Linked DNA regions of Mus musculus: region 1 is linked to region 2. Evidence: chromatin loops called from intact Hi-C (ENCODE). Cell type or tissue: left cerebral cortex. All regions are shown on one strand. Each heading gives the region's core, and the rest is flanking DNA. Links, peaks and the distances in the headings are about the cores only.

Region 1 (15,042 bases), core at 6,771-9,270, 120 kb before region 2:
GAGGGACATTCCTAGCAGACAACCAGCAGCCGTGGAACTCACGATGCTCTGAGAGAAGCGGGACCAGTAATTCCTCTGGTCCAGCAGCCAGCTGAGTTGGGAGGTGAGGACTGTTTGGATATGCAAAGGCAGAATGTAATAACAGAACTGCCACGGCTGTCCCCCAACACACAGGGAACAGTGTAATCTACGATTGGTGGCTACGCAGTGCTTATCTTGATTGATTCTTACATAGCCTCTATGAAAGAAAGGCAGATGTTTTCTCTACTACAAAGATCAGGCATTTGGCACTGAACAGGTTAAATCACTTACATACTCCTAAGCCTTTAAAGACAGAAATAAATGTGAAACTTCAAGTGTCCTTCAGCACCCATGGGGCATTGGTTCTCAGACCTTGTAAACCTAACATTCATTATATACATGGTAGGGCACTGCATACAACTTACCTACAGTCTTTAAAGCATCCTGGATGATTTGAAGTACCTAATAAATGTATGTGCTGTGCTGCTACACAGTATTCAGGGAATAAGGACAAGAACACAACTCTGTGCATGTTCAGTACCTGTGATCAGAGATTTGCCACCAAGAATTGGCTGATTCCACATATATGGAACGCAGTCACAAAAGCATTCTGTCCTTGTTTCTACAAACTTTCATAAATGGACATGTGTTGTAGTGACTTGGAATAAGTACCAACATTGAATTAAAGACTCAATGTTGTTCCTAACCTCCACAGAGAGCTTATCACCTGCCTTATCACAATCTGGGCTACTGAATAGTCAACCACTTTCCCCAGTCTTAGCTGTCAATTATAAGACTTTCATAAGGGAACTAATTATTTCTGCTGCAGACAGAAGTCACCTTTTTGTAACCCAAACGCACATTGCTCATCCCTCAACTGATTTACCTGAACTGGGACTTTGAAAACAATGCTACAGAAAGTCAGGAGCCACAATGAAATAGGATTCATTCACATTTGCATGCATGTTACACTCAGATAAAAACCACCTAAAAACAACAGCGTCCAGTCACAATGCAGGATTTCCTGAGACGGGGAGCAGAAGCACTCATGGTAAGAAACGGAGAAAGAACTTCTGGACTAGGACACCGTGCCTGAGCTCAAATCATCTGTCTGTCCACCTGTCCGTCCATCCATCCACCCACCTGCCCATCTCTCCTCAGCCCCACAACAGCCCTTCTCTAGCCACTGGATTCTTACCCATGCAGCAGGAGCAAGGCAGGCGCCTGCGAATTCAGTGAGGATGAGACACAGGAAGAGCATTGGTGGGTGGCGGCTCCATGGGATGGGGAACCACAGCCCCTGGGCTACACGGATGCCTTTGTAATACTCTTTTACTGACATTTTATTCTTGGGCTAATTTTGGCTGCTTCATAGGACAAGGGCAAGACTGAGTACTTGTAACATAGACTTATCCCAGAAAACCTACAACATTTATTGTGTGGCACTTTACAGAAAAAAGGAGAAAGAAATGTAAAGAGAATAGTCTCCAAATGATATAGAGAGGGAAAATTTTAATCTCCAATATCAAAAAGGATCGTGTATGTTGTCTTTAATTCCTCATGCAATTAAAAAGGCAATATATGTCTGGTAAATAGAAATAAAATTTCCCATAAATTGCAGGCTGGAAAATAGTTAAGGGTAAAATCTTCTGTAATTTAGCACATGACTTAAAATAGGAGGACCAATTCTCCCCAGTTCCCTGATACAGAAAGCCTTCCCTGGGCATGGGGCTTACAGCACTAAAAGACAGTATGGGATGAGCTGCACCGGTGACTCACCCTAAAGTTTTATAAGTTATAACTGCAAGTCTGAGCTATGTATTAGGTAAACAAAATGTGTGGTACTGCCATTGGTAGTAACCCTACAGGGCATACACAACACAAAAAAAGGCCTATCAGCAGGTATCATACCCAGTAAGGGCAGCACCCAGTGGGAGCAGCACACAGTGGGAGCAGGACCAGGGTTCCAGTGCAGGTCTTAGGAAAGGACCAGGATGCAGTAGTGAACAGGAAAGTGATGTACAGAGTGTGTGGTCAGAGTAACAAAGACCCAAATCATGAATAAAGTATCTGGGAGGCAGCAGAGGGCCCGACTAAGTGAAACAAGCATCAGTGCCTGGGATCACACAAATTAGTAAGGTAGAGTTTATTTAAGAAGTTAATAAAGCGTTTAAGCACCAGTGGGAAGACTGTATGAAGAGTTAGCATCATGCTGGCCTGAGGTTCTTAGCAGGAGCATAAGAAATGGGCAGCTGTAAACACAGGATGCCTCCAGGTGATGGTCAAGCCTGGGACTGTGGAAGTAAAATCAGTCTGTCATCTAGGTAGCCATCTTTGAATGGGTATTATATGAGTCAAGAGACAGTTTTGTTTTATGTTTTGCCAGAGAGTGGCTTACAACCCAACAGAGGAAATGAGACTTAGGGTGAGGCAGAAGACAAGAACAATATCGAAACAGCACAAACAATGAATATGTATAAATTAGGATAGCTACATGTTCTCAGCTTTGCGGATGCCCTGGTCTGACTACAAGAGAACTGTTGGTCAGGGCATGCGCTACCGACCTACCAGCTAATGTTTGTAACTCAAGTGCCTTTGGTTCTGTATTGGGAAAGAGAAGAATGAGCTGAGCCGACGCAGGCCTTTCAGAGCAGTGGCCTGGGCTTAGCTGACACTCAAAGTTCAGATCACAAACATTCCCTGGGAAAGCTTGCTGCCAGTCCATAGTGAGCCCCAGGTCTGACTTAGGTGACTACCCTGGGCCCTCACGAGCTTTGGTATCCACTGCGGCACTTTCCCCAAAGATCAGACATTGTGTAAGGGCAGACTCTATCTGCCCCACCACCTTCCCAAAACAAAAACAAACCAAAACCCTCTGCCAAGCAACACTCGCATACATTCCACACCTGCTGAACAAAGAAATCCATTATAGTTAGTCACTGCATTTCAATCTTCTTCCTCCCACCTCCAGGATGCTTCAAAAGATCCCACCTCAGGGAGGCAGGAGGGCAAAGGTCATGGAGCCCTATCACTGCAATCTTACATCCCAAACACAAAGCTAGCCAGTGGCACTCTACCAGCCACTCCTCAGCAAGGCCAGCAACAGGAAATCACTACCTCTGAAGACATTCCACTTTCTTTCTGGCAGCTGACATTGAAAGTTCTTCTTCAAGCTGGGTCAAAATCTGTCACTGTCGTGAGGAAAGCAGAGCTCTTTTCAAGTCAGAATCTTGAAAAGAATCTTCTCTTGACTGGCTTTCAGGCTGCCCTCCACAGTTCCAAAGCAAAAACCTGACTGTGAAAGTCACCAATGGAGCGAGGTGGGCCGTGCTGCTTAGTGGCTAACAGCACACACAGTGTGGGAGGCAGGCACAGGAGAATCTCTGCCTTTGCAGGTTATGCAACACTGGGCAGCTTCCTTAATTCTTGCTAGGAATTCTCTCACCTGTCAACTGAAGACAAACTAGTACCTTGCCTGACAGAGCTGTTGTGAGGATTGACCTATAAGGTTTATCAGCCAAGGATTCAAGCTCAGGTATCAGAAGCATGCCTGGAGCAAGGTTAGCAAGGAGGACATTCTGTGGCTCTGTGTTAGCTGGATATCAAGGGCAGCAAAGCCCAAAGGCCTGCGCACTGTCATGCTAGCCCCTCGGTGTCTTCCTTCGTTGGCATGGATTTTCTGCCTGCGCACTGTCATGCTAGCCCCTCGGTGTTCTTCCTTCGTTGGCATGGATTTTCTGGAACTACAATACAGGCAGCACTGCCAAACACCTTCCTTGTGTGAACCTGGACATATGCCTGTGTGGGAGCAGAGCTGTACTGTGAGGACCGAATTATGGCTGCGTAGAGTTGGGTTAGAACAATTTGTCAAAAGGAGATGTGTTTTGAAAGATGGTGGGAGGACACCTATACAGACAAAGTAACTAGTCATCTCTACACGGTGCTCACTAAACCGTACTGACAATAATCTCATCCTACAGTTTCCAGTTTACATTCCAAACCATGTCTATGCCTAAAAACAATTTCGGGGGCAAAACAGAGTTCCTAACTTTGTATGTCAAAGAAGTTAGGAGGTAATCTCAGTGCAATTTTTAAATCAAATTACTTCAAACTGATGAAAAAAAGCTCTATATTCCTAACTTTTCTTTTGACCATAGCCTAGCGAAAACACCACTTGAGACTGAGAGCACAATGGCCTGGAGTGCCAGCCCCCAAGGGTCTGACACCACGATAGACAATATGATTTCAACCAATCAGATAGATAGATAGATAGATAGATAGATAGATAATTACCCTAAACATCACTCAGGCCCTGCCTGGAATCTGGGAACCGGTTATCAGACCACAACCTCCAGATTCACTATACTTCAGGAAACTCTCCCTTCTACACAAAACCTGGATAGTGCTCATATGTTCCCATACACAAATAACATACAGAGTTACAGACTTGACTGTAATACTCTGTACTTTCTAAAAGCATGGGATGACTGACATCTATACAATAAGAGAACAGGATTCATATAATGAGCTAATGACAAAGAGAATGCCGGCTCAGATGGTAACTAAGCTGACACAGTACTTTACTCCAATTACAGGTTCAGATGTAATTCTCAGGAGATGTCTAGCATGAAATAGCAGTGTTTCTCTTGTTCCTAAATCCAGGAGTTGGTTTCTGCATGCAGGCACACCTAAGGTAACAGTTTGAGCAGGGTGGGGTCCTACTGTCCAGTCATTCACTCAGTGATAGCATAGTGTCACATTTCAGGCACTGTGTTAAGGTAACAGGTTCACAAAGCTATATTTGATACAATCCTCATCTCAAAGAGCTTCATGAATCAGGAAAGTTGAGAATTACTAATATAAACCAGAATCTGAATTCAATTACTCATCATTTTCTTCAATTTTCTTTACTTAATAAATGATGGGGACCATTTTAAACTTGGCATTGAGGCCCAACGGAGCACATGATCAAGGCCCACAAGTAAACAATTGATTTTGTGTTCTAATTTTCATCTGCTTATTGAATTAAAAGTTCAAACTTCGGGCAACCGTAGTAGGATATCCTTGGACCCAAGGCAGTAAGCCAAAACGCAGTGTATGCTACTATATCACGGAACAATTACTTCTTGTTCTTTGTACCTGGGTAAAGAAAGCCACAGGAGACTTGAGAGGATTTTCTCTTGCCCCCAGTGGCAATGAAGGGCAGAACTGTATTAGCCACGCCCTCAGTCAAAAGTGCTCTTCTAGCTTAGGTCTTTATAGTTTGCTCACTGTCATTTTTGTGGTGGTGGGGAGCAAACCCAGTGTCTTGCGCACGCCAAGCATGGTAAGCACATACTCTACCACGAGCTGCAAGCCTCATCACCCTAGCCCAGGCTTAGATCACAATACTTTCTATTCGTTTTCCAGATTACACATGCAGAGTACCACGTTGTAGGCCGAAGAAATACCACTGGGGTTTTAGCAGGAATTGCAGATTTGACATTAGAGTTAAGGCAGGAAAGGGAGACCAGAATGGGAGGCTCAGCCAAAGCGCAACCTCAAAGAGCATTGGGAAAGTGGGGACAAGACGGTAAGAACAGCAGAGGCTAGGCAAGGGGCAAGGCTTTACAGTTCAGGAGCAGCCCAGTCTTCTGTAGATAAACAGGGAGCAAAGAAAAACTGGACATCAATCAGGGTTATCATTCAGGTCAGCAAGTTTTTTAATGGGCATTGAACAAAAGACACTGCTATTTCTACGAAAAGTATACTACTCACAGTCAGGAACCGGGGTTAAAATCTTCCCCAGAAATGGTAGTAGTAGTAGTAATAGTAGTAGTATTAGTAGTAATTTCAAAGACTAATTCTTCATTAAGAAAATTCTTCAACCATATTCATAATCACATTTTTCCTAAGCATAGCTTAAGTTTAAAAGCTAATTAAAAAAAAAACAAAACTTGAGTATTTATAGTTAGGACTACATTGTTTTTTAGTGTCAGAGCACAGAATTGCTGAGGGGAGACCTGGCTGTCTAAAAACCAGTTCAAAGCGAAGGCAAAGTTCAACAGCTTCCAGACACTTGGTCAACACGCATACTGCTCCCCTGGCTGTCTCTGCTGTGCCTACGGTGGCGAATACCAACACGGAGCATGCACGGGGGCAAGGGTTGCTCAGTACTGCTTCAGCTCACTCTCAGGACCAGCAGAAAGGGTTCATCAGTAAACACTGAGGAGAAGACACTAACAAAAGCCAGAAAAAATATAACTCTAGTAGTCTACAAGAACTTTTAAGAGTTGGCATCTGCCATACGGAACCAAAGGCTGACGCTTTAACTGTTCATCTCTACTACACTTCAAGTTCCCACACTTGTGAAGTCGTAACTCTCTTATTAAAGGGATGAATTTGAGACTTTTTTTTTCTGACATACAAAACTGGTATTTGATCATAATTTAAGCTTAAGATAGATAGGCCTTCCTAAATGTCTGGTTATTTGCCCCAATAATCTTATTAAAACACCGATTTTTCTTTAATTATTGTGTAATTGCTACACAATTCAAAAATAGTAATCAAATAATAGTTTTTCTACATTGTAAAACTGTTTTCTATGAATCCCTACTTCTATTTGTAAGGTCTCCATCTAAGATAAATTTGTTCTTAACAAATGATTTCCAAGAGGCTCGAGCACACACACACACACACACACACACACACACACACACACGGGGATGCCTGGAGACATTCTGGTTGTACTGAGGATGTTAGCAGTTAGCAGAAGATGGGGGCACCACTATCATGGAACTGATAAGAGGCCAAAGAGGTAGGGATGGCTGTCAGCTCAGGACAGCTTCTCACAAGAATTGCCCAGCCTGAAAGGTCAATAGTGTCTCTACTGGGAAACAAAGTTCTAAACTGAAAGAAGCAAACTTGCAGACAGCTGACAACTTCAAAAGCCAATTACAGAGTCAGTCAATGTCTGCTAAGCTTTGTCATTATCTTAGAACACAGACATGCTTTTCATACTATCAAAACACATTAAAATGATTGGATTATTAATCATGATTTCATTAGGTGGTAACACATATGGAAAGCATAAGAACTTTCACTACCCAAGCAATTAGATTCATCTTTCAAAACTACCCTTTCAGGAGACAGAAAAGAAATGAGGTAGTTATTCTCTTGAAAGTCTTCTATTGTACTTTAAACTTTCCGAGACAAACATCAATTATGTCTAGCCAACTCTCTGGAGAAAGTTAAAAATAATGGAAAGGGAAAGAGAACTACACAATACCATTCCGTACAATCTCAGTCCAAGGCACATTCAAATTCTGAAATTTACCTGGCAAAAGGACCGGCTCCAGCTTTTTAATCTTCGGTTCGGAACTGATCTTATCGTCAGTCTGAAATACAGGAACAAAATAAAGCAAAATCCAAACACCGCCCTGTCACAAGATACTAAGGCAGATTTTCTAAGTGATGACACATGCAACAGACATATATCCCCTACTAAAAACTCTTTCAGGTCCAAATAGAGATCGTTTTAAGATCTTCTCGTCGACTTGAGAGCCTCACAATAAACATATTTACAACAGCCCAAGCCGCTTTCAAGAATTCACAGCTATGAGACAGGTAAGCTCTGCGAGGTGTCCACAGCGCTGCAACCATCTGGCAGTCACCGCAGGGTCGGTGCCCAGCCCCGAAGGAAGGAAAGAAATGCAGCTCCGGACGGTTCTACGATCTCGTCACACGGCAGGACTAGGGACCGCAGGACTTCGGCCAGAGAATGGCCGCCGCCGCGGAGCGCTACAAGTTTCTACTGCGCCCGTGGCTCCCGGGAGGCGCGCTTGCCGGCGACTCGTCTGGGTCCCGAGCCCCCCGCCGGGTCGCGAGCGCTTACCTGGGCCGGCGGCAGGAGGTAGGACCTGAAGCTGGGTCTGGGCGGCTTGAGAGAGAACATGGTGCCGCCGCCTGTGCGCCCCGGCCCTATGGCCGGTCAGAAGTCTCCCGGTTCAGCGTTCCCGGTGCAGCTGCCCAGGCCGGGTCTGCGGCCCGCCCCGCCGGGCGGACTGACGGGCGGGGACGGACCAGGCCGAGCGCCCGCCCGAAATAGGCGGAGCCTGGTGGAGCCACGCCCATCCCCGGAAGCGACTCGCGCGGAGCTGCAGTCAAAGCTTTCAGTCTCTAGGCGGTACTGTCACGGAGCGCGACGCTGGAGTGGGGCGCCACGGGGACCCGAGAGGCCATCTTGAGAGCGCGCTTCTACGGAGGCCCGCAGGGGTCACGGAGGATTTCACAGGCCTACTGCGACTCACGAGGGTCATGCCGGCTTCGCGAAGCTGCAATGGCCTGTGGTGGTCAGTGTGCACGGTAGCTGCTGTTCCAGGACCCGAGTCCTCCGGCATCTGCGATGGCTGCTATATTAAAGGAGGGAAGACTTTTCTTTCACCTCTTGCTACCAATTGATTTAACCACTGGTTTCCTTGAGGTTCTGAGGCTTGGCTTGTGCTGAGTGCCTGGGACAGATGATACTGGCTGGCAAACCAGAACCCCCAGTTTAGTTTTCTGATTTTATTCTTCTCGTTAAACTTTAAGTGAAAAGGGATATTAAGCAAGTTGTCTCCCCACGCCCCTTTCCATCCTCATTTATAAAGATGCTATTCAACAGGTAAGTTAACAGAATTCCAGGGAGAGAAGACCCCATCGCTGGTGGGAACCAAACACTGTTAAATTTCAAACCCTGGGACTAATAGGTCAGGTGCCTGTTTAACATATAGCATACCTGGCTTCCAGGTTCTCTCAGCATCCCTTAGTCCCTAGCTTTTATGGGACCTGTTATGGTTAGCATACCCAACCCTCTACCCAGGGACTCTCCAACCCAGGGACTGGGCTGCCCTTCCCCAGAGGCTCTTCTCTATAAAATCCAGTCATTTTGGTTATTTAATGACTGATCTCTTTCACCTTTTGCCCTCTTGGCTGCTACACCTTCTTCCTCTCTCTCCTCTCCCCCTTCCTGCCCTGCTCTCCTCACATGGCTCATGGTCAAGTCTACTCTGAACTCTCCCAGATTTCTCTGCCTCTGGCTATGATCTCCCTTTTATCTACAAAAAACTTTCTCCTCCACCATACCAAAGAGTAGTCATGTCCTTTCTTTTCTTTCCCTTTTCCCTTCATTCATACAGTAGGTTGTGGAAATGAGAATCTGCCACTTAGCTGCAAAGGGCTGTCCAACTTCAGCACAGCATAGGGTATGTCTAGATTTGTTGTGCCTCTGAACTGAAGTAGACTTTGGTGGGAGGGGGCCAGTGGTATTCCATGCCCCTATACTTTGAAAAATAGTGGTCCAAACTCAACATTTTATCATGAATGTCAGAGGGAAACTGACGTGAGCCCCAGAAATCACAGTCATCATGCAGACAAGTGCACTGACATCACTAATACTGTGTGTTCTTCAGCTTGTCCTGGAGTCAGAGCCCTGAATCTTTCTAGCTTATCTGTTTATAACACTTGACTGTATTTTGACATGTAAATTCAGTTGAACTACTCATGAAAAAACACTGGTACATATTTAACTTTTATGACGATTCTGTTACTTTTCTACCTTAAATGGATGTATTCCCTAAAAGTCTTCAAACACTTGTGCTCTTTTGGGGGGAGGGGGTGTTGTCCATATTTTCTTAGAATCTGCATCTTTTATGCATGTCAGCAAAAAAAACTGAAAAATGGGGGAACTCCAGATTTGTTATCTTTCTGGATAATTTTAAAATACCATATTCTGCATATCTAGTTGTACTAGTCCACTTAGGCACTTGGGTTACTGTCTGACCTACTGCTACTGATTCCTTTCTGACTGCATTAGGCTGCTCCAGGCACCCTAGTCTAGACAACAAAAATGTATTATCTCAGTGGTGGAGTCAGAGAAGCACAAGAGCAAGGCTCTGTAAAGATGGATTTTGAGTTTCCCTTCCCTTTTTCTTGCTGTGCTAGCAACTGAACGGAACTCCAGGCTCCCCAAGTACTTAGCAGGTGACTTATTACTGAACTGTAACCCCCAACTCCTTTATTGACAGGGTTTTACTGAGTTGCTGGCCTTGAACTTGAGCCTACAAGTAGATGGTAGGCTCTACCAGACTCAGCTTCAAAGATGTTTCCCACCAGGGCTCCCAGTATCTTTAGCCAATGGCTTCCTCCTTGTTATGTTCTCACAAGGGGGGACTTTCTTCTTAGAACATTGAGCCTATCTGATTAACACCCTGACTTTTTTGTCTTAAGGCCCTGTCTCTGAGTATGTTCTCATTAGGGGTCAGTGTTTCAGAGTGTGTGTTTGGGAGTTTGGAGTGACAGAAGTCAGTCTGTTGATAGGCTTTGCAGGCCCTTCTTAGAGTCTCATCTTCACTACTGTGTTTGGTGTATTAGACCATCCCCAGCTTTGGGCTTTTGTGTTAAAGTTTTAAGCTGCTTGTCTAATTATACATCTGTTCCCATTGTTGATTTTTCTATATTAGAGAACACTGGCATTCCCTAGAGAGATCAGTTTTTTTTTTCATTGACAGAAGAGAGAGGGAGAGACAGACAGACAGACAGAGAAAGAGAGAATATATTTTTTTTCTTGAATACCTAATGGGTGCTAGATACTTTATGTTTTATTTGGTCACTCATTCAATCAGTTAACAGATTTTTATTGAGTGCCAGCTTTGTGATGGGCCTGAATCAGGACTCATAAGAGTCCAATGTTCTTTAGGTTCATGGCATTCTACTGAAATGAGTAGAAAGAAAGAAAAAATATATATGTATGTATGTATATATATATATGTGTGTGTGTACATGTACATATACATATAAAACGTGTAACATAGTTTAAAGGTACTGTAAAGGAAGTTAGGAATGGAGGGAGAGGAGTAATTGTATTTATCAATAAAGATTTAGGTTAAATCAAGGACGGCCTTACTGCATTGATGGCATCTGAGCAAAGACTAAACGGAGTAAAGGTGAAACTCAAGGTCAGCAGCATGAATCCCCTGAGGCCAGGATGCCTGAAGCAGCCTAAACCAATGGAGAGGAGGTCAGAGGGAAACAACAGCCCAGGTTCTAGATCTTGAAAATTGGAAACTGAGCTGAGAAGTGACAGTGACCTGACTGAGTATTTTAAAAACAGCCACTACTGGGGTGGCCCTGCATGGGCAAGAAGCTAGGGCTGTGGTAACAGTGTACATACAAGTAAGAGACACGGCTAGAACCGGCGGTACTTGATGGCTGCAAAATGATGCCTTTGGCTGGGTATATGCTTTTCAAGAAAATATGTAAGCATTTTAAAGTGTATGAGAGGATAATTCAGCAAAGATGACAAGCCACAACAGTTCTTTAGTCCTCATAAAACAGATAAAACAACAACACAGTAAAGCAGAGGAAACAAACAGAAAATCCCCAGAACCACCCAAGAGAAGCCTCAGCAACATATCTAAGGGAAATGATGTCCTCGGGCTTCCCAAGATAGAGCATAAGACGCTAACAAGTTCATCGCCCTGAAGTGCTTGTGGTATCAGTGTCAGGAATCAGTGAGGCATCCAGAGAACTCCAGAGTAGCCCAGGGTGTTTACGGGAAGATCCAGCCAGTCGGGTTGAGGAGGCTCCTTATAAGGTGTGTGTTGGCGGAGGGAAGGACTGAGTACAGGGACTGAAGGACCTTTGGGAAAACAGTGTATGGAGCCTTCTCTTGCAGAAAAGGGTCCACTCTGAGGACAACTGCTGAGGATGAAGCATCCTGGAGTAGACAAGAAGGAAGGCAAGACAAGGTCAGCTGAGAACACAGAACAATTAGAACACAATGTGTTGGAAAAGTGTCTCACACCAGATCAAAAGTGTAAGACAGCACATTTCACATGAGAACAGTCTCAGGAAAGTATGAGTCGAGGTTTGAAATAAAACAAACAAACAAACAAAAAACCCAAACAACAACATCAACAAAACGCAATGCAATGAGAAGGCTGGGGAGATGGCTCAGTCCGTAAGTACTTGCTGCATAAGGATGAGCATCTGAGCTTGATCCCTAGGACCCACATAAAAAGCAAAATGCAGTGGGCCGTCCACATGAATCAACAACCAAGAAAATCCTCAGACTTGTAGACAGGCCAATCTGATAGACACATTTTTTTTTTAGCTTATATCAAGTTGACAAGAAATTCACAAGCACAGTTGACTCCTTGTCAATTTGACACAAACCTGTCACCATTAAACCATAACCTTTTCTTCTTCTTTATCCCCAAAATCTTGGGTTAATATAAAATATAACTTTAAAAATCCCATACTATTTAGAACATTTCAAACATTTTAAAAGTTCAGTCTCTTTAAAATACTCAACATCTCTAAGTCCAAAGTCTCTCAACTTCGAGTTTCTGTAAAATAAAATAAAAGTTAAACACTTTCTTATTACAAGTGGGAGAACGAGGGTACAACGATCATGAAGGCAAAAATCAACATCTAGCAAGGTAAATCAAATTGTGCAACTCCATATCTGTCCTCGGGGATTCACTAATGATCTTCAGACTTCCTGTCAATCTTGCAGCTTCCATGACAGCAAACCCAGAACCATATGGAAGACTGTTACCATGATTAGCTACTAGCATGAGATGCAGCCTTGACCACCACAGACCACAGTTGCTGTGTTAACCCCGAGGAAATACTTCCAGATTTCATCTTAATAATTCGGGTCAATCTTTAGTAACATTAGATTTCTCAGCTCCAGCTAACCAGCATCCATTAATCTCGAAAAACCAAGTTTTTACTTCAACGGAGATGGTCCCTTGTTAACCACAGCTGACTCTTTAGCCTTAGCTGACCAGAACCCAGACTCTTAACTAAAAATTGTCACAGGAACAGCCCCAATGAGGTCTCCAACTTCCCTTTGAAATGTCACAAGCCAGGTCTTCATTGTCCACATGTCTCTCAACATTCTGACCTTCCAAGCTCCCATAAAACATCCCATTCAGCTTTGAACACAAATGTCTTTTAAAATCTTCCCCCAAACAAGAAAGAAGACTCTGCCCTAGTTTGCTTTCTATTGTTGTAATAAAGACACCATGGCCTGGGCTGGAGAGATGGCGCAGCGATTGAGAGCACTGAATGCTTTCCCAGAGGTCCTCAGTTCAATTCCCAGCAAGTACGTGGTGGCTCACAGCTATCTGAAATGGGATCCAATGCCCTCTTCTGGTGTGTCTGAAGAGAGCAACAGTGTACTCACATACATAAAAAAATAGTAGTAGTAGTAGTAGTAGTAGTAGTAGTAGTAGTAGTAGTAGTAGTAGTAAAGATACCATGACCAAAAGCAACTTTGGGAGGAAAAGGTTTTGTTTTTTTGTCGTCGTTTGTTTGTTTGTTTGTTTAAGTTACAGGTTGTAGTTCATCATTGATAAAGCCAAGGAAGGAATCTAGAATTAGGAATGGAAGCAGAGACCATGAAGGAATGCTGCTCACTCTCTTGCTCCTGGCTTGCTCACATTGCTTTCTTATATAACCCAGGACCACCTATCCAAGACTGGCACACTCCACAGTAGCCTAGGCCCCCTACATAAATCATTAAGCAAGAAAATGCCACAGACTTGCCCAAAGATGAAGTATTGTCTCAATTGAGATTTCTCTTCCCAGATGATCCTGGTTTGTGTAAAGTTGACAAACAAAAAAGACAAAATCCAACCAGCATAAGAATGAAGTGGCAGGTGTTTAACACAGATAAAAAAGATCCAGTATGAAGACTGTGTATTATCCTTGAAGAAGAGGAATGTTTGAAGGGTATAGGTTAAGGAAACAACACAAATACTACCAACTATAGTTCAAAAGACATCCTTCTTCCAGGTGAGATGGCAGGCTAGAAGCAGACTCCATGCGACCCAATGAAAGAGGAGACTTAAAAGAAGGAAAAAATATGTAACAGAGCCCCAGACCTTAGCACAGCTGACCCCATGCAAAACTCACCCTGTAGACACACCACCACCTACCTGCCAAAACTAAAACAAAGGCCGAACCCCTCAAAGCCCACATGACTCTGGGAAAGTCTCAAAATAAGTGCAATCTTGCTTTTTAGCTTTTGTAGCTTCTCTTCTGACTAACTGTTCCTGTTAACTGAAGTATGTCACCCCAGGACTGTGTGTGTGTGTGTGTGTGCTTAAAAGCTCACCCTGAAAAATGCTCCCTGCTCCACTAAGATCCTGAACACTCAGTGTAGTCACTGGCTAGTTAATAAAGATCTTCTATTGGCTTAAACCCATGTCTGACCAGTCTTCTCTGATGAATGCCTCAAAACATGTATTCTATCACAGCGACAATAAAAAGAAAATAAGACAATTAGGAACTGGAGAGAGCCTCTTCAACAGATTATACCGGGAACAGGGATATCTTCATTTGAAAAAAAAAAAAAAAGTACTAAATTCCTTTCTCTCCCCCTGCACAAAACCCGATTCAAACATCAAAGAATTTAAGATCCGAAGCCCTGAAACTGCTAGAAGAAAACATAAAACACTTCATGAAAGGGCTGCCTTTTCCTTTTTGCTTTGTTTGTTTTGAGATACAGTCTCACTGTGTAGCAGCCTAGAACTTGAACCCAAAGGGGCTTGCCTGCTTCTGCCTCCCCAGTGCTGGGATTAACAGTGTGCACCACCAAACCTGGTTTGACCTGTTTTTGTTTGTTTGTTTGTTTGTTTGTTTTTCATTAAAACTGTGCTTTATTTTCTCTATTGCAATACAGTTTACTTATTAAATAACCCTCTTATAAAATGATTTAGTATAGTTCTGAATGATAAAATCAGCTTATAAAATCCCTCCACTGAAACACTTTTTTTAAATTCACTTTTTCCAGGTGGGTCAGTACAACAGGTATACTCAATGACTTGTCATGTCTCATTTCTATTGATTTCTGATGATCAGTGGAAATTTTAAAAAGCCCAACTTTCACAATGACTACATCAAAGACATAGCATACATGTTAGGTTTTTTGGGAATGCAAATGGTTCTTGCATACACAAGAAGTTGAATTCACACATCCATCACTATCAACAG
Region 2 (15,042 bases), core at 5,320-7,819:
GGGGAAAAGGGGAAAAGGGGGAAAGGGGAAAAGGGGAAAAGGGGAAAGGGGAAAAGGGGAAAAGGGGAAAAGGGGAAAAGGGGAAAAGGGGAAAAGGGGAAAAGGGGGAAGGGAAGGGAAGGGAAGGGAAGGGAAGGGAAGGGAAGGGAAGGGAAGGGAAGGGAAGGGAAGGGAAGCAAGGAAAACTACTAACTCCAGTGAAAGAACAAAGTCAAGTTTTAAACAGTTAGAGGGCTATCTCATGCTCACAGATAGGAAGAGTCAGCATCCTTAGGATGTCAGTTCCTTTCAACATGATCCACAGATTCCAATCAAGCACCAATCAAGCTTTCAAAATGCAAGCTAATTTTGGATACTGACAAACTATAGAGACACACCAACTACGAGAACCAAGACCTTGAGCATGGTGGTGACTTGTTAGATATAGTGTTAAAGGAAGGACTTATAAAAGAAAAATCATGAGTCAGACTTTATTAAAATAAAATTTGGGGGCTGGAGAGATGGCTCGTTGGTTAAAAGCACTCATTACTCTTGCAAAAGACTCAATTCCCAGCACCCAGACAATGGTTCATAACCTTCTGTGACTCCAGTTCCAGGAGATCCAAACCCCTCCTCATGTACATGAGGTGTTCAAATATACTGACAAACAAGCCCTCATATGCATAAAATAAAATAAAATAAAATAAATCTTTAAAAAATTTTAATGGAAAACTTACATTCTAAAAGGTATTATTAAGAGAATGAAAGGAAAACAGAGACTGGAAGAAAACATCAAATGAAAAGGAATTTGATCCAAATATTCATAAACTCATAGATGACTTGATATCTACAAAAATATTCTGTTGGGCAAGAGGCACACAGATGCCATAGTGTGTCTATGGAGGCCAGGAGACAATTCTCAGGAGGGCATTCTCTCCATATGGACCCCAGGAATCAAATTCAGGTCGTAAGTGTCAGCAGCAAGCACCTTTGCCCACACAGTCATCACATTGGCCCCATACAACCATCTCTAAATAGTGTAAAGATCTAGACACCGCTGGGCAATGGTGGCACACACCTTTAATTCCAGCACTTGGGAGGCAGAGACAGCTGGATTTCTGAGTTCAAAGCCAGCCTGGCCTACAGACTGAGTTCCAGGACAGCCAGGGCTACACAGAGAAACCTTGTCTCAAAAAAAAAAAAAAAAAAAAAAAAAAAAAGATGCAGGAATGGGAAGCAGTCCCTTGGAGATGCTCAGCATCATGCATCAGGATCAGCAGGGGTTTCAAACAGCAATGACACACAATGAAACTTCTATAGGAATAGCTAAAATGCAAAAAGTGACCACTACAGACCACATCGAGGATGCAGATCGACAAATGCTACTCGGTGCTGCTCTTAAATGTCTCTTTGAAGGGCAGGCAAGCAGCATCCTATGAGCTAAACACTGTCTTGTCATGTGCCCCAGGGGCTGAATGAATCCACAACTTAAATATGAAGCTAGACATAATAGCACATGACTGTGAATCTAGGGCTCTGTAGACAGAGATAGGAAGATTGCCAAAAGTTAGAAGCCAACCTGGTCTACATAAACATGTTCCAGGCTAGCCCTGTCTCAAAAGCCCAAACAAATAAAATTTATGAGTTAGGATTTTACTGCTGTAAACAGACATCATAACCAAGGCAACTCTTATAAAGGACAACATTTCATTGGGGCTGGCTTACAGGTTCAGAGATTCAGTCCTTTATCATCAAGCATGGCAAATGTGGGGCTGGAGGAGCTAAGAGTTCTACATCTTCATCCAAAGGAAGACAGGAGATGTCTGGCTTCCAGGCAGCTAGAAGGAGGGTCTCCAAGCCCATCCGCACAGTGACACACTTCCTCCAACAGGGCCATACTACCCCAACAAGGCCACCCCTCCTAATAGTGCCACTCCCTGGGCCAAGCATTTTCAAACCATCATAAAATGCAAAATTTCTAAAATACTAATAAATATGAATTAACAAATGGATGAACATAGAATATATTCAAACCACAAAAACCTGCTTAGAAATGTTGATGACGACTTTGTTCAACATTGCCAAAAAGCAGAAACAAACAAGGTATCATTCAAAAGGTGAATATTAGGTGTTACACAAGAGAGTATTGCCATTACTAAGTAAGGACAAGGCACAGATACCAATGACTTTAAATGCAAATCACATAGTGAAAGAAGCCAGCCTGAGAGGGCCACATACAGTATGAGTCCATCCCTACTGTGTGGGTTCTGGGAGGTAGAGGCAAGGATGCGTAGGTCAGCTGGGGCACAGAAGATTTAGTTTAAAGTCATTAGTATGTGTGAGTGGACATAGAGACAGAGTCTATGGAGTTGGCTCTCTCTTTCTACCTTTACATGAATTCCAAAAATTGGACTTAGTTGCAGGCTTCTGGCAATCTCCTTTATTTACTGAGCCACTGAAGGGGTTAGAGCAGGTTGAGGACCTGAGGTCTGCTGAGGGAGCTACAGGGATTGGGATCTTGAGATGTGCCTAGGTAGTTAATACTCAAATTAAGTTATCTAGCTGGAATCCCAGGTAACAATAAGATGTAATTAATACATATATATATATATATATATATATATATATATATATATGTGTGTGTATGTGTATGTGTATGTGTATGTGTATGTGTATGTGTATGTGTATGTATATGTATATGTATATGTATATGTATATGTATATGTATATGTATATGTATATCTCCACACATATGTATACACGCCTTCCAATAGAGAGAAAAAACAATAAAAAACATATAACCAATCTAAAAAAAGAGACAGAAACACAGAAGTAGATCAAACATAAGACCTAAGATGTCATAAGATGGCAGATTTACATAAGTGAGTCAAAATTATATTGCATGTAATACTATAATTGCTTTACATAAATGATTAAAATGTTGTACTTCTTTTTTAAAAAAGGCCCAAATTATCATATGTCATTTATAATCAGTCTGCTTATATACAAGGCTACAGAAAACTTGAAACCAAAAGGAACAGTGGCTCCAAACCTTCCTAATCCTGCAGCCCTTTAATGCCATTCCTCATGGTGTAGTGACCCCCAACCATGACAATATTTTTGTTGTTATTTCATAACTATAAATTTGCTACTGCTATGAATCATATGCAGTATATCTGTTATGTGACCTCTGTGAAAGGATTGTTTGAACCCCAAGTGGGTCTCAACTCATAGGTTGAGAACCACTGATCTAGGTAAAGACCATAAGGCAAAAGAATAATATAATATAAAACAATATAATACAATACAATATAATGAGATATATTAAAAATCTGGTATATATATATCATATGCAATACTACTTATCTCTATAGAGAAATAAAATGCAAAATTTCTTTAAAAAATGGATGGAAATAGAATATATATTAAATAAGGTCCTCAGTCTCAGAAGAAAAAAAAAACCCAGATGTGTTCTCCCTCATATGTTGACCCTCATCTGTGCTGTAGATGTGTATTTCAGTAAACAAATGTGCGTGTGGATGTAGTATAACATACAGAATCAAGAACAAGGGAGGGTGACATTAGGCTGTGAGGAAGACCGGAACTCAGGAGGACAATGAGCTGTGACGAAGCGTCCGAGGCCACTTGTCTTTCCAGTTTTAACTCTGGCATGGATGCTTCGTGTCTTCATGGTAGGTGCATAAAAATGCAGTCCATGGGGAAAGCCTTAACTCCAAAGAGAAGCTCTCCGCTCTCCGGCTTCAGAATGGCTGATCTAAGGGTGTAGATGTTCACTGAAACATACAGACTTTGGGTCTAGACAAGTGCTCATTTAGACAGCTATGCTGACCTCCCTGCACGGCGTTTTTATGTGCAAATTCTTTACAGTAAATTGATCTTTATTTTTTTTTTAAAGTTCATGCCTTTATGCTACTATGCTCTTGATACTATGGAAGGAGGAAATCACCCCTCCCTACACAGAGAACTACAGGCATCTAGGGAACGCTGAGAAGAAAGCGTCTTCCTCGGGGATGAGCCTAGTAATTAGTTACTAAGTGCCAACTGGTTAGCCCTGAAGTCATGTACATACAAGCAAAGCAAACTGACTGAACAGGCAGCATGTATAGAGTTTGCATATATATGTATATGTAAGAGTAATGAAGAAAAAGAGGCCATGAATTTGAATGGAAACAAGTGGGCAGGGTTGAAAAGTGATGTAATTGTGTCTTTAAAAATATAAAAAGTTCATTATTCTGACAAAATTAAGAGAAAAGATTCAATTAGCCAAGGTGTTTTAAGATTTTTTCATGCGTGTACACAATATCATTATTAATTACTATTACTATTACTATTACTATTACTATTATTTATTATTATTTTGGTTTTTTGAGACAGGGTTTCTCTGTGTAGCCCTGGCTGTCCTAGAACTCACTCTGTAGACCAGGCTGGTCTCGAACTCAGAAATCCACCTGCTTCTACCTCCCAAGTGCTGGGATTAAAGGCATGAGCCGCCACCAGGCATGTGTGTGTACACTGTATTAAGGAGATGTTTTGGGTTTCTTCATGCTTTACAAATGTGTCCTCGTCACCTTCACAGCTGCAGAGGCTGGTGGGAAGGGTGCGAATATCTGCATTTCTCCAAAGGTATGTGAATGCCCCAAGTTGAGTCCCAGCATTTTCCTGTTTCCTTGGGTTTCTGGGCAGTTTCTTGAAAATCTCAAAGGGTACACTGCAGAGTGTAGTTCACAGTCCTCTGTGGAAGTCATTACATGTGCATTTCTGAGTCTGTCACATGAGGATCGCCTTGTGCAACTGCCACCTACCTGGCTGCAGTTCTCTCTCCCTCTCCCCCCCCCCTCCCCACCCTGTGTGTGTGTGTGTGTGTGCTAGGAATCAGAACTAGGACAAGTGCTCTCCCACTGAGCTGGTACCTCTCTGTAGAAATCATCTTAAAGGCCTGAATTTCTGGGGAAGGCAAGATTCAGACAAGGAAATTCTGAATGAAGGCCAACAGTTCTGCAAGAGAAAGGACTTGGGGTGGGGTGTGCAGAGGAAATGACAGCAGGCAGAGCTCTGTGACAGCTGAGGACAGACAGGCAGCTGAGGGCATCTCAGGACAGCTTTAGTTTGCTGTTATTCCTGAGCCTACACAACTAGACCTCCTACAACTGCCTGTTGGCAGGCAGGGGGTTGCCACAAAAGGGGTGGGCTAGTGAGGTGGAGCCTCTCGACCACGTCCGAGAGAGGGAGTGGAGGGCGATGTGTAGCTTCTTCCTTTTGACTGAAATGCATCTCTCTGGTGTGCTGGGATGCACACCAAACTCACAAAAAGCCCTATCTCTGAGGCCCTCAGTGAAGTTACAACAGCAGTGGACAGTTTCTGATGGCTAGGAGACTCTTTAGGGCTGTTGCCTGCAAGTCATGCAAGGACTTTAGGGGTGCACCTTTGTGAGCCCTCACCTATGTTGGGCAGGCATTTCTTTTTAAAGTTGTCTGACTCACCTGTGCTTCTGCAAGTGACCCCAAGAAATTCAGCGGTTTACCAGGCTGAGATTAGCTGGAATTATTACTCTGGCCTGTTGTTGCTGCCTCTTTCTGTGGAAACTGAAATAGGCTCCCCAGGAGAAGTCATGTGCACCAGTGGTTCTCAGAACAAGTAGCGGTTGTGGGATTAGAAAGCACAGTTATCAGGCGTCTGGGCCTCCTGGGATACAAGCTAAAGTGGTTTAAATGTTAAAGGGAGCTTTTGCTACCAGGTGGCCTCAACAGCTGGTGGGGTATGTGCCAGGAATCCATCTCATTCCTCAATGGGGGGAAGAAGAACTGAGTTCTCTATCTGAGAACCATGAAGCCAGCTATGCTGGCTAGTTTTATGTCAAGCAAGAGTCATCTGAGAGGAGGGAGCCCCAATTGAGAAAATGCCTCCATGTGATCTGGCTAATGCGAGCCTGTAGGGCATTTTCTTAATTAGTGATTGATGTGTGTGGGCCCAGCCCACAGTAGGTGGGATCACCCTGGCATGGTTGCTTAAGTGATGGAGAACCAGCCAGTAGGCAGCACTCCTCTATGGCCTCTGTATCGGCCCTTGCCGCCAAGTTCCTGCCTTGAGTGCTTTCAAAGATGAACAGTGATGTGGAAGTGTAAGCAAAATCAACCCTTTCCTCCCCAAGTTGCTTTGGCCATAGTGCTTTTTCACAGCAATCAAGACCCTAAGACACCACCTATGCATTACTCAAAACCCAAGCAGGCTCTGGGCTTAAATCAGGCCAATGGTATCATCAGATGGGCAGCTGAAGTATGCTGTCCTATAGGGTTCTGTACTTGGAGTGGCCCTGAATCCAGTTCCATATTCTACTGCTGTCTTAAAATTTTTGAAAAAAAAAATTAAAACAAGGAAGCACACCTATTGTTTTGCGGTCCAGCCAACAAATGTTACAGCAGATCTCTGATGAAAATTCCACCAGTGCCAAACCCAAGGGAGTCCACCAAGTGCCAAAGGCTTGCCTGCAGTTGAGGTGGTGGCCTCCTCTAGGTCTTGCGGGGTGGAGATGATTCCAGCCAAACCTCTGACAAAGTCCCTCTGTCACAAGCAAGTATCCAAGCAAGTGACTCATGAACCTTGACTGGCTGAGCGGCCTGTCTACCCTGGGCCAGTTCAGGAGACTTCCTGAGTGTAGGGTGTCTCCTGCCATAGAGGCTTGGCAGGAGGGCTAGGAACCCTTGAGCCGCTGTTTTTCTAGCAACAACAGTACCCCAGCTTGTGCCAGCTGGTCAGCCTGTCCAGCCAGGAGACCTGGCACCCTTCACCTCCCTTCAATGGCCCACCTTTCTCTCCTTACTGCTGAGCCCTACTCTGCCAGCTCAGCGCTCTGCTGCCCTCAGCTGGCTGTCTTCAGAGCCAATCTGACCCCTAGCTGTGGTTTGCTTCTATAAAAGTTATTTTTCAAATTGCTGCTCTTTTTTTTTTTTTTTCAGTCAAAATACCGACCTGCACAATGTCAATTTGAACTTGCACAAAGCAATCCCATTTAGTCCTAGGGGTTTTATAAGTAGGGGTGGAAAGCCATAGGAGAGTGAAAGGCATTAAGAAGGATAATGCTAAAACACATTCCGTGCCTGCTGTAGAGAGCTCCAGAGGTCTATGGTGGCTCTGGGGGACATTGGTACCTCACCATGGCTCAGAAAACTCTGGACAGTGCGTTGTGGCACCCACAACGTACCCTAACAGAGCTCTTTCCACATGCTCTGTGGGCTCCTGGAGCCTTTGCTATCGTGTGTGTGGGTTTGGCACCCCAGCCCGTACTCCTCCATGTCACGGCATGGGGCCTCATCTTCAGCAAGTGTGTATTTGGGGGATACAATTATTCTTAAGTACCCAAGGGTGACTGGTCACAGGACTCCAAGGTCTAGAAAATCGGCAAGGGCTCAAGGCCCTTGGACAAGATGAGGTTGTGTGCGCACAGAACCTATGTGCATCCTTTAAGACATAGCTTGATGACATAGAATATTTACAAGAGCTTACTTGCTCTGTGTACATATTTGATGAAGATGCACATACATGTATTTTGGCAGTGCTAGGTCTTGAACCCAGGTCATCCCACATACTAAGTCATGGAGCTCCAGCCTTATCCCTAACTATCACACAAACCATGTTATCCTGTACTGTTTAGGCGACAGCAATAAGAAAAAAGAGTCTGTTTAAATTCTTACATTCAAACCTGTGAACATAAAGGTTAATGGCACATTAGTATGATTTCCCTGCAGGTCTAGATAAAGGTCCTTTTTGGAGCCACAGGGCTGCCTGGGCCCTAGGCCACCATCTTAGGACCCAGAGTTGAAAGGACCTGCACCTGTGCCTGCCTGGCAGCTGGCCTTTTGCACCAACAGCTGTTTGCTTGGCCAGGATAGGAAGATGAGGTGAGCTAGAGCAGAGAGAAACAGTTATAGATCATGTGTTGGTAGAGCATTCACTACATGGCTACTGGTGAGTGGGAATCATTCCAGGGACTTCATCTAAGCCCCAGGGATGTGGAGTTGGGGCCAGTGAGCTAGGTTCCTAGGAGTAAGAACCCTTTGTCCCTGGCTGCTTTTACATCTTCGACACCAGGCTTGGCTCCCCCGTCTCCCCTTGTCTCTCTGAGCTGCCCATGAGCTCCATTCTCACCTCTTCACGGAAATGACTCCTGACTCCCAGCATCACAAAGTGATGGGAGCTGGGTTCATCGGCAGGGCCTGCTTTTCCGGGATCAAAGTCTTATCGACAGCCTTTAATCACATGAAAGCAGATATTCCCAGGGCATTAGGCCCCACCAGATGCTGTGCGCCTGCCTGGGCCATTAGGAGATTATGCTTGGACCCAGCCAGCACTCGGCACCCATGGCTTGGGGATGTGGGACTCTTGATCGTTAAGCCGAGGACCCAGCACTCTGGGTACCTGTGCTTTCTCCTGCCCTCTCTGTAATGGCCCCTAGACTTCTTTGCTTAGGAATCTCCTCTCCCCAAGCAGATGTGATGATCCCTTCGCATGGCTCTGCTGACCTCAGAGCACATCCTCCTGGCTTGATGCTCAGTCATGCTGGCAGCCTGGTAAAGCAGGGAACCTACCTTCCCCCATGGGCTGGAGGCTCTGTAGGCCCAAGGCAAGTGGGTGTCCCTGTAGGTGCCAGAGTAGAAAAGGCTGAGCCCGAATCTGGAGGAACAGGTATTCAGCAGGTACCAGGGCTATGGAGAATTGAAAAGGCCTTGGAGGCCAGAAGCCATAGCACATGTCACTCTGCATGGTGAGCTGACCACTCAAAGCAGACTTAACCTAGGATGCACCACTGTCCAGCCTAACGTGACCTCATGGCAGGGGCTTTATTCTATATTTCTATGTATATTTCATATACAGTTCCAGTCTGCATATGGCTACGTACAGTCTATTTCTCCTTCTGACTACACAAAATGTCCTACTATTGGACTATAGAAGCATCCAACAAAAGGAGGGCCCCTCGGTACTTCCAGCTAGCAATGCTCCTTTTGCTAGTAACCATGACAACTAATAGTAAAAAGCACATTTGTTTCAGAAGGCTCAGGATCTAATAGACCCTATAGCAGTGGTTCAAAACCTGTGGGTTGCAATCAATTTGGCAAACTTCTGTCTCCAAAAATATTTACGTTACAAATTCAAAACAGTAGCAAAATTACAGTTATGAAATAACAATGATTTTATAATGTTTGGGGGTCACCACAACACGAGGGATTGTATTAAACAGCTGCAGCGTTAGGAATGTCGAGAACCACTGCCCTAGAGAAACACAGGTGGTAAACTCGAGAGTCCCCTTCCTCGTAGGGGACCTGAAAACAATATCAGTTACTCACATTGGGCCAATGACCTACAGCAAGAATTTATGTCACCATTTGGTTAGGAATTCTGTCCAGTGGTCTCTTTGACAACTGGAGACTATAGTGAGACAGGCCCAGAGTCAGGCTGCAGGGGTGAACAAAGCAGAAACCCTACCCATGGAGGGGCTTCAGGCAGCCCGAGCCCTATACCTCCCTACCCCCTGCAAGTCTTGAAAGTGTGTTTGCTGAGCTGAGACAGCAGTAGCCCCGTCTGCTCTCTGGAGCTTCTCCTCTACTGAGGCTGGGATGGAATCCACAGCAAGCACATCCCATATGAGTTCTGAGGGGAACCGATCATGGGAATGACTGATTCAGAGTCAAGTGGTCTGAAGAATGAGCTACGTGGGACAGTGGCCGACTGGGAAGAAGCTTCGAGGGACAGGGACCAGCTGGTACTTAGGCCTCCCTCGGGCCAGCTGGTAGGAGCAGCTGGAGGCCCATGTGGCTGGAATGCTGCAGCAGTCTGAGCCCAGGAAAGGCTGTGTTGGGCCTAGCAGGGTAGGGCAAGCCTAGCCATGCTCACTGTGTTCTTCATGTCCCCCCAAACAGCTTTGGCTGCTAACATTCTTAAATCACGTGGCTTCTAAAGCACAGAGAAGAAGCAGCTGCAGAGATGGCCCAGAGAGTGAGGGGCTTGTCACACAAGCATGAGGACCTGCGTTTGGTTTCTAAGAACCCAAGTGAGACTGATGATGGCGGCATGGGTCTGTTATCTGGATGCTTCTATAGAAACATGGGAGGTAGAGACGGGAGAATCTTTAGAGGCTTGAAAGCCAGCTAGCCTGACACACAATATCCAGCAACAAACAGCAAAAGACCCTGCCTCAAACACACTGGGGAAGTGAATACTGGCACTCGGGCTGATCTCTGACTTTCACATACATACTTGCTATGGCACAAGTGCACACACACACACAGGAAGGGATACAAAACAAATCAAAACAAAACATAGAAAAGCATTAAAAATTGCCCCGATGAGTTTTAACACATGCCACCCCAAGATCCAACTCTTAGGTCTGCCTTGTTATTATAAGGGGAAAACCATAGACAAAAGATTGGAGCAGAAGCGCCTCTTCGAAGATGTTAACACCCATCGCTAATGGAATCTCTCCATGCTTCGTGTGGCTTCTCCTCACTAGGAAGCAAGGGTGACTCTGTGTCAGAAGAGATTTTCATAGGTCAGGTTAGAAGAAAGGGCTCAGCTGAGAAGAACACACATTGCTCTCCCAGAGTACCTGAGTTCCGTTCCCAGCACCCAAGAAGGGTGGCTCACAACCCTCTCAAACTCCAGTCCCAGGAGACTCAGTTTTCTGGCTTCCAAGGGCACCTGCATTCATGTGAACAAGCCCCTCCCCCAAGACACACACACACACACACCACATACACACCACACACACACACACACACACACACACACACACACACCACACATACACACACATACACACACACACACACCACAAGCCACATTTGCAGGGCAAGCCCTATCCTGTTTGCACAGGCTTTGCCCACACCCTCCTTTCTGTCTTTATTTCAAGGGTTCTGTGTAAGCCTGGGTTGAAGAAGGATCCTGGAGACGCGCATGTGGGCGTTTCTCTCTGGGTTTTCTCCTGTGCATTCAGTAGGTGGTCACGCCACTAAACATCTGTTCTAGTTACTCGTGTTGATCTGCCTTTTGTCGAGGGGAGTCTCAGCATGGAGAATGCAAGGAAAGAGTGACTCTGCTCCCCCAAATCTTATGTTAGAAACACTGCCGAAGCTCCTGGATGCCTGTGCCACCTCCCACACACAGTAGCACACACCCTCCCTCGAGCAGACAGCTCTGCACCACCAAAGCTTTCATGGGCTTCTTGGGAGAAAGAAGAACTCTCAAAGGCATAAAGAGAGAGCCCTTCCTGTGCCTCAAAGTGTCATGTTATGTACATGGGCATGGAAGAGAAAAACAATTTTTGTCGGTTTTAAGAAGCAAAAAATGAGGCTGGCGAGAGGCTCAGTGAGTTCTCGGCATTCAAACAGGAGAAACCTGAGTTCAAATCCCAGTTAAAAAGCTGGCTACTGGAACATGTGTTTGCAGTCACAGAATTCCACCCAGAGAGAGGGAAAGTGGAGAAGGGTCAATTCCGGGCTCCAGGTAGCCTGTCTGTCACATGTGGAAGGCATGGAGTAACACCTGGGGCTGTCCTCTGAACTTTACACACACTACCTGCACTCATATATGGGAAATGTAATATGCATGTGTCAGTCTCACACACTCACACACACACACACACACACACACACACATACACAAGAGAGGGGGTGGTGGTGGTGTCAGTCCAAACTGGCTGAAGTAGGACAGTAATGAAGTTGAAAAATTGAGCTGACTTTAGTTCTGTATTAGCCAAGACCAAGTTGCTCTGCCAACAGATCCCTTGTGCATACATACACTTTCAGACTGATGGGAAGGGGTGTGGCCAACCCTTTCTTAGGCAGGGAGGGGCTCTGCTTCCTTTGGATGGGTGGCCGGGTGGGGGTGGGAAGAGCATCCAGAGCTCCCTGGTGTCCCCAAGGCAGCAGGAGGCACGGGTGGCCTGGGATACCACATGACTGCAAATCTCCCAGCAGCTTCTACAAACAGGAGTTTTTGTCTGTGGCCTTAAATACACAGGGCAGGCTGTTTCTAATGCTGGGTTGTTTGCAGCCTTCAGTGCTCTGGGGGCATTGCCTCCAGCTGTGATGCACAGCTTCCCTCCCCCTCTCCTTGCCCCTCCCCCCACAGCCACCAATCTCACAGCTCAAGTCCAACTGCTTCTAAAGACAGCCTTGGTGCCACCTCAACTGGCTCAAAGGTTAAATCCCAAGGTGGCCTTTCCCTGCATACACCCTTTACTCTTGGGTCAATGATCTATCAAAGGTCAAAGACAACTGCGAATGAAGCCTGCCTTGTGGGCCAGAGAGCCAGCGGGTCCTGGCACAGATTCTCCCTTTATGCATCCCTCACACACACCTCCATTCCCCTCTGCCCCAAGTGTCCTCAAACTCCCTAGCCTGTGCACTGACTGTTCCCTGCCGCCTGCTGCTCTTCCTGTGGGTGTCTGCATGGCTTCCTTTGTCAGCCTCAGTGAACCCCCTACCCTGATGCCCAAAGTCTCTCCCCTGTCCTTCTCCACAGCACTTACTGACTGCATAGCTGATAGCACTAGGAAGCCCACCCCCGCTGGGTGTGGTGCTGTTTTCTGTCTTGACATTCTAGACCCCAGTTCCAGGGATACTGCTGGACACACTACAATGCTGGCAAAGGCTTGTGAGAGAAAGGAGGCGTGCATTTATAAAAGGCCAGCCTTTGTCCAAACACTACAATGGGTTTACAGAAAAAAAATTAACAAAGAACAAGCTACAAACAACTCTCTCACTACAACAAGTTTTTGTGTTTAGTTTTGCTTTTGCTTTTGAGTCGGTGTTGTAAACATTCAGTCTACACTTGTTACAAGAGTAGTTAGTCTAGTGGCTTAACACGGGTGGAAACTGAAGACATCTTCAATGATGTCTTCCTCACTTTATTAATGAGGACGTTAGGCCCAGAGAGGTTCAGTAGCTTTCCTGTAATCACACAGCAGCACCCTCAGCACATCTGCAGACAGGGGTGGTCAGACCCTTGATGTGAACGCGCTATGTGTGGGGTGCTATGGCAACCTAGAGTCATCCGACCTACATACATCTCAGCTCTGCGTGGGAGGGACCTGTGGGGATGTGAGCAGGTGCGAGACCCCACAGAGGCTGGGAAGGCCTGGCAAGACGCTGCCTTGGAATTGCTCCAATCATCTCTGAATCCCAGAGGCAAAGGAGGAGGAAGACAGGGTGGAGCCAGAGGCCTGGGGAAGGCTCCTGCCAGGCTATGACTCTCTCTGGCTCTTGGGGACAGGGTTGCCAGCAGTGTGGGGCACAGTTGCAGAGCCCCAAACTTATGTACCAGTCCATCTATGACTATGCCGGAGGAAGCCAGGTATGTCTGATGGCTTTAAGGTAGGGTAGGAGAAAAAGAGGATTTTCAGAAGTCTCTGCCAGCCCAAAGTATTCTGATCTCTAAAGTGCCACCCCTGCCTCAGCCCCCAAGGAAATGGCAGCACGGCTTAGAGAAGGACGCATGCGTGTTCTTTGCCTCAACACAATGAGCTTGCTGCTTTTTGAAGACTGCTGCATCAGGGCCACAGGGGTTCTCCTGAATCTTTCAGAGCCTCTGAGCAGAGACTCACTCACATACTGCGTCTGAGGTGGACCCTGGGCTTCTTCAACAACCTGCCTCCTCCTCATGTTCTGTTCAGTTTGTTGGTTCTGAAATTTGAACATTTTCTTTGGGGGGGGGGTATTGATCATTTCACAGTGACTTTGGGTGGCGACTTAACATGAAAATCTACTGGGATCCCCCCAGATAACAGCCATGCTCTCTGAAAAGTGTAGCGCACTCCACAGAACCAAGTCTAGCTCCCCAGAGTGGTTCCCGAGTTCACAGCTCCTGATCCCTTGATCTGAGATATGTCTTCGGCTGCAGCTGCTACAGAGGGTGGTGGGATACAGAGGGCAGGCCAGTTTGGCTCGGCCCCTGTGTGCAGCTTCTGGGCTGAGGAGGCAAGAGAGCTGCTGGTAAAAGCCAGCGCTGTAGAATTCTTTCTCTGAGATTAGAGGCAGGCAGGGCACTCCTTGCTGCACCTGGGCTTCTTCGAGAAGGATGAAACCAATTCTCAATTGTGAAAGCACCGCTTTGATTTCAAAATCATAAGAAAGGCTGACAGACAGGTGAGCCGTGTAAAAAAAGGAAGGAGGCTGTTTTAGGGTTTCATTGCTGTGAAGGGACTACATGACCAACGCAAGTCTTACCAATAATGTTTGACTGGGGCCAGCTTACAGTTACGGAGGTTCAGTCCATTATCATCACGGTAGGAGGCATGGCAGCGTTCAGGCAGACATAGTGCTGGAGGAGCCAAAAGATCTTCATCTCGATTTGAAGGCAGCCAGGAAGAGACTCGAATTCCACACTGGGTGGAGCTTAGGACTGAGACCCCAAAGCCCACCTTCACAGTGACACAGCCCCTCCAACAAGGCCACACCTCCTAGCAGTAGTGCCAATCCCTGTGGGCCAAGCAGTCAAACACATGAATCTATGGGGGCCAAATCTGTTCAAACCACCACAGAGGCCAAGAAAAGGAAAAATGATTGCATCTAGCACATGAAGAAAGAAAGATTACAGACAGAGCTAACCACCTCTATCCTAAAAGGACATGTCATTTTTAGAATTTCCTTGTGTGTTTTGGAGATTTTATGAGAAGCTTATTGTTTTGATAACATATGTTCCAGAATTTATCTGTGTTGATATTTTAAGTACTGTATAGTAGTCCATTGTTCAGAGCTGCAGGGATCCCAGCACACCCTTGCCAGTGAGCTCCAGGGCACTCTTATTTGCAGCAACGTGGAATGCTGAGATAAGCATTTTTGTGTATGTCCTTCAGGACCTGTGCTGGAATTTTCTAAGGGGATCTAAGGTACAGTTTACCAGGCTGTGCTACCATTTAATATGTTCAAGACCTCCATTTTCAATTCCAAATTTTATCTGTATCGTTTAGCAAATTAAAATGTAGACAGGGTTTTCATGTTCCACATGGCCACCTGGCAGCTTTTCCTACAGCTGCGGAAGGCTGGGCCTCC

What was found. Hi-C counts contacts between places; a loop is a spot of excess contacts. Peaks named below come from ENCODE experiments on the same cell type or tissue, not always from the same donor. Only the 100,000 strongest peaks of a DNase experiment are listed, where the experiment ranks them.
Region 1: a loop joins it to region 2, with 4 times the contacts of the local background. A loop is called at or near these places in 13 of 42 quality-filtered maps.

The regions. Positions count from the first base shown.
Region 1 is chr7:64,280,694-64,295,735 of GRCm38, reverse strand. It overlaps Mtmr10 (myotubularin related protein 10), which reads right to left and starts at 8,066. Exons shown (of 16, transcript NM_172742.2): 1 at 7,895-8,066; 2 at 7,337-7,397. The coding sequence starts at 7,954. In left cerebral cortex, for the core only: a CTCF peak has its summit at 8,195; DNase peaks (open chromatin) are centred at 7,445 and 8,199; H3K4me3 peaks cover 1,947 bases; H3K27ac peaks cover 1,149 bases.
Region 2 is chr7:64,156,890-64,171,931 of GRCm38, reverse strand. The region is part of intron 1 of Trpm1 (transient receptor potential cation channel, subfamily M, member 1); the gene reads right to left. Among named protein-coding and RNA genes, the nearest start is that of Trpm1, 11 kb to the right of the region's middle. In left cerebral cortex, for the core only: a CTCF peak has its summit at 6,876 (motif pointing left); a DNase peak (open chromatin) is centred at 6,822.